Linked DNA regions of Homo sapiens: region 1 is linked to region 2. Evidence: read pairs that join two places in POLR2A ChIA-PET (ENCODE). Cell type or tissue: HepG2. All regions are shown on one strand. Region 1 overlaps TRPM1 (transient receptor potential cation channel subfamily M member 1). Region 2 has its middle 56 kb from the start of TRPM1.

The links. ChIA-PET counts read pairs that join two places held together with the same protein. Peaks named below come from ENCODE experiments on the same cell type or tissue, not always from the same donor. Only the 100,000 strongest peaks of a DNase experiment are listed, where the experiment ranks them.
Region 1: POLR2A ChIA-PET joins it to region 2 with 6 read pairs; 3 of 35 experiments call an interaction of 5 or more read pairs at or near these places.

What each region holds. Positions count from the first base shown.
Region 1 is chr15:31,088,224-31,090,723 of GRCh38, forward strand. All of the region lies in intron 1 of TRPM1 (transient receptor potential cation channel subfamily M member 1), which reads right to left. Among named protein-coding and RNA genes, the nearest start is that of TRPM1, 12 kb to the right of the region's middle. In HepG2, no CTCF peak of the experiment used is centred here; DNase peaks (open chromatin) are centred at 658 and 1,338; H3K4me3 peaks cover 692 bases.
Region 2 is chr15:31,156,718-31,159,217 of GRCh38, forward strand. It overlaps a transcript of TRPM1 not described here. Among named protein-coding and RNA genes, the nearest start is that of TRPM1, 56 kb to the left of the region's middle. RefSeq lists an enhancer at 2,226-2,500. In HepG2, no CTCF peak of the experiment used is centred here; a DNase peak (open chromatin) is centred at 1,164.

The sequences.
Region 1 (2,500 bases), 68 kb before region 2:
ACTAATCTGCTCTCTGTAAAATGGACCAATCAGCAGGATGTGGGTGGGGCCAAATAAGGGAATAAAAGCTGGTCACCAGCGCCAGCCCTGGCAATCCGCTCGGGTCTCCTTATTGGTTGTGGAAGCTTTCTTCTTTTTGTTCTTTCTCCCTTGGCAATAAATGTTATTGCTGCAAGCAGAAAGTGTCTGGGTTGGCACCACCTTTAAGAGCTGTAACACTGACTGTACGGTATGTGGCTTCACTCCTGAAGTCAGCAAGCCCACGAACACACCTGGAAAGACGAGCAACTCTGGATGCGCCACCTTTAAGAGCTGTAACACTTGCTGCAAAAGTCTGCGGCTTCACTGCTGAAGTGAGCAAGGCCAAGAACCCACCGGAAGGAAGAAACGTAGGAAACATCTGAAGGAACAAACTGCGGACATGCCACACTCACGGACTAGGATGGGCATTTCATACTAAGCCTTTTTGGGATTTGGGGGCCGTCGTATGAGATTGACTGAAGCGGCGGTATTCGTCTTCCTGCTACCTGTGGGAACGTTCCCAACCATGGTATCAAACACCTGAACGTTCTTTCTGCTGGGGGGATGCGTCAGAGGAGGCCTTTGTACCGGGGCGATGCGATAAGCCCTGCTGCGGGTATTGACATTTGGCCCCCCCGAGCGGGAGATCAGTGTTTGCCTACCAGAAGTCTGGTGGCAGAATTGCGTGGAAGCTGCTGGCGCCTCTGTGAGGCAGTGGGGCTCCCAGCACTTTCTTGGCTGATGGGCAGTTCTAGATTTAGGGTGAGGCAAGTGAGGCACTCAAATGGGGGTATCAGAAATCCAGTAATTAGGATAAGTAACATTTAATGCCATATTTTTAAAAAACAAAAATCAATACAGAAAATTCGTGATGAATACAGTGTGGAAACTGAAGACAGGCTGCTGCTGTTTGCCTTCTGGTGTTGCATTATTGTGCAACAGGAGTGGTCATTTCTAGGTAGTTCGTAATTCTCTGACCATGTGGCCAGCGTGTCCCCCACTGGGTGGGTTTCTGAGGGTTGGCAATGGTGGGCCAACATTGCCCGGGAGGGTTTATATATAGTTATGTTTTTTTGGTTGTTAACTTTTCCCACTTGGTTCAAAATCCGGGAGGCTATCTTGGTAAGTATCTATGAAGTATACGTTGTTTCTTCCCTACAGAGTCCAGTAGGATTTGGCTTGATGCCTATGACAGGTCATTGGTGACCATGGCCTGCTGACCTTAGTGCTGGCCCACAACACTGCTGGAGAACACTGGGGAGGCCTGTGTGCAATAGCACATTCCCGGGCAGCGGTGGATGGGGGGCCGAGACAGGCCTGAGCGGCACCGTTTGCTCTGTAACTCGAGGAGGCCCAGGGTCACTGGCTCGGGAGAGTTTGTAATTGATGAGACGGGTCCAGGCCCAGCTACCCTGGGACGGTTCACCCTATGATTGAGGAAGCGTCAGCTCCAGGGCCGACACTTGGATGACCTCTCCAAGGCCTGGAGCTTGCTTTAGACTTGTAATAGGTTAGTATCATTTTCCTCAACATGGTGTCCCCAAAGTGCATAAGCTTTTGGGCCCCAGAACACCGCGGAAGGCACTTCTGCCTGCCCTTGTGAGTAAGGGGATAACTGTGCCATGTGGCGCACAGGGAACTGATGTCACCTGGGGCAGAGGATCCTGGGTTGGCCGGGAGCACCGTGTGGGGGTGGGAAGTGACTACGGTGTGTGTGTGTTTGGTTTTTCTTTGCTTAAAATTTAAAACAAATGAAAAAACCCTAAACTAGTATGTGCTCAATGGAACAAATTAAAAGTATACGGAAATATTGAAACAAAAAAGTGATTATCTTTTTTTCCTCTGCAACCCTAGCCCCTAGCAGTAACCCCCATGAACACTGGTGCGTTCCCTTCAGCTATTTCTTCCTGGTTCTCAGCACACATGCTCTCGTAAAGGACTTTTTAAAAGGAAACTTTAGCAACATTTATGGGAGTCTTTTTGAGCCATTACACAGACAGCTTCCTCACCCTTCAACCAGCTGCATGGTGTTCTCCGGTGTGGCTGTCCCCGGGATTCTTGCTTTCTAGAAATGATTCCATGTGGTATTTTCCATATGAAACTGCATCCTGGGGCTGGGCGTGGTGGCTCATGCCTGTACTCCTAGCACTTTGGGAAGCCGAGGCAGGCCGGTCACGAGGTCAGGGATTCAAGACCAGCCTGGCCAACATGGTGAAATGCCATCTTTACTAAAAATACAAAAATTAGCCAGGTGTGGTGGTGGGCACCTGTAATCCCAGCTACTCGGGAGGCTGAGGCAGGAGAATCACCTGAACCTGGGAGGCAGAGGTTACGGTGACCTCAGATTGTGCCACTGCACTCTAGCCTGGGCAACAGAGTGAGACTCCATCTCAAAAACAAAAAAGAAAAAAAAAAAAGAAACTGCACCCTGGAAAAAATCTTCCCAACAAGTCTGAATGGTGCTGGAAAGCTTTACTAT
Region 2 (2,500 bases):
GGGCGCATGTTCTCGGGACCTCTTGAGACTGTGCCTTGGGCCATGATCATTCATATTTGGCTCAGAATAAATGTCTTTAAATGTTTCACAGAGTTTGACTATTTTTGTCAACATTATAGATACAGCTAACCATCTCCACTTTGAAGAGATGTATGTATTTATTTTGGATTTCCCTTGTTTTAGATTTTTCTATAAATAGTGTACTTACATTTATTTTTTTTTTTTTGAGATAGGGTCTCACTCTGTTGCCCAGGCTAGAGTGCAGCTCGCTGCATCCTTGACCTCCTTGGGCTCAAGTAGTCCTCCCACCTCAGCCTCCTAATACCTGGGACTACAGGTGCACTCCACCACACCTGGTTAATTTTTTGTATTTTTCATAGAGATGGGGCTTCACCATGTTGCCCAGACTCGTCTCAAACTCCTGGACTCAAGCAATCTGCCCGCTTTGGCCTCCCAAAGTGCTGGGATTACAAGTGTGAGCCACCACGCCTGGCTAGTGGCTTATTTTTTAATCCAGCAGTATGTTCTGAGGTTTATCCATGTTGATACAGGTGGCTTGGTTCATTTGTTTTAAGTGCTGTGTAGTATTTCATTATGTGAATAAACAAAAGCTTACCTATACTGTTTTGAATGAACTGTTTGTTGTTTCTGGTCTTCTACAGCATGAATGTGAATGTGAGCATTTTTGCACATTTCCTTGTACACATGTGCTAGAATTTGTCTAAGGCAGATGGGTACAATTGCTGGGCTATCCTATTATTAATCGTATTTAGGATCTTGAACTTTGACTCTTGACTTTATGTGTCTTTTAGCAACAACAAAAAAAATGTAGACAGGGATAAAAGTGCAAGGCAGAATCTCATTTTTCTTCTCCTGCATGAGTACTTGGAGGTCTTTCCTGGAAGAGGGACTGTTTTGGCCAGTGGGGCCTCCAAGCAGCAGGCTGCTGAGGGATGGAGCTCAAGGGTCCCCAGTGTCCCCAGGGATTTGCTCACTGCCTCAGGATTCCACGCTGTGCACCCCAGTTGGTCTAAGACCAAGGGAAGAGCTTCAGAGCTGGGAAGAGCTGGCCAGCCAAGGACAAAGGGTCAGATCTGCCTTGTACAAATAGAGGGCCAGGCGAGATGACCCTGGAAGACTCGTACATAGTGCAGTTTGTGTTTGTTTTTCCCACAGGGCAGCTGGTGTGTTTCAACAAACACGGTGCAGAGGGGTGCTGCTTTCGATTAGGAAACCGGGAACCGACACTGAGCTGCTGCGTCAATGAAGGGCCTAGTGTGCAACGAGATAGAATGAAAACAGCCCACTGTATGCTCATGTGATTTCACGGCTGTTTCCTAGTACTTCTTTAAGAATGGCTTCCTTAAAGCCAGAGGTATTGTCTTTCATTCTTCCACCAATAATTTTACTTCTTAAGTGAGGGCTTTTATAAATAGGCCTTAGGGCAAACTGTGCCATCAAGGTTCTTAACTCCTACAAGTTTTTGTAGGAGTTTGGCATGCACCACTGTTACAGGACAGGGGTCCAGATCCAGACCCCAAGAAAGGGTGCTTGGATCTCGTGCAAGAAAGATTTCAGGGTGAGTCCACAGTGCAAAGTAAAAGCAAGTTTATTAAGAGAGTAAAGTAGGCTGGGCTCGGTGGCTCACGCCTGTAATCCCAGCACTTTAGGAGGCCGGAGCGGGCAGATCACGAGGTCAGGAGATTGAGACCATCCTGGCTAACACAGTGAAATGCTGTCTCTACTAAAAATACAAAAAATTATCCGGGTGTGGTGGCAGGTGCCTGTAGTCCCAACTACTTGGGAGGCTGAGGCAGGAGAATCGCTTGAACCCGGGAGGTGGAGGTTGCAGTGAACTGAGATCGCGCCACTGCACTCCAGCCTGGGCGACAGAGTGAGACTCCATCTCAAAAAAAAAAAAAAAAAAAAGAGTAAAGTAGTGAAAGAACAGCAGAACAGCTACTCCATAGACAGAGTAGGACGTTCCCAAAAGTAAAAGGAGGAACACGTCCACCCTAGGTGTGATACTCATATATACGGAGAGATGTGTTCTGCTACAAGGGTTTGTGATAAAGGATTTATTTTCTTAATTATTATATTTTGCAGGAATCAATATTATCATCTTTAAAGCAAAATTAGGAATCCCTTTGTTCTCCAGATATCCAGATATCTGGACACTCCCAAGTCTGGGTCTGTTTAGTAAACATTATTAATTTGTTGCCATAACTGTAAACATCTAGAGACGAGGAATGCCTAACTTTCTGAGAATGCAGCCCAGCAAGTCCCAGCCCCATTTCCCCAGCCCTCACTCAAATGGAGTCGCTCTGGTTCAAACACCTTTGACCCCACCACAGCATGGGATCACCTCAGATAGGGGGAGGAGGTCACCTTCGTCCTTGGGCTTGAAGTAATGCAGTGTGAGGTCCTGTAGGAATGGCTGTGCGTGTGCGGGTATAAAGGAGGTGCTGTTTTTCAGTCTGGACCAAAATCGAAGTGATTC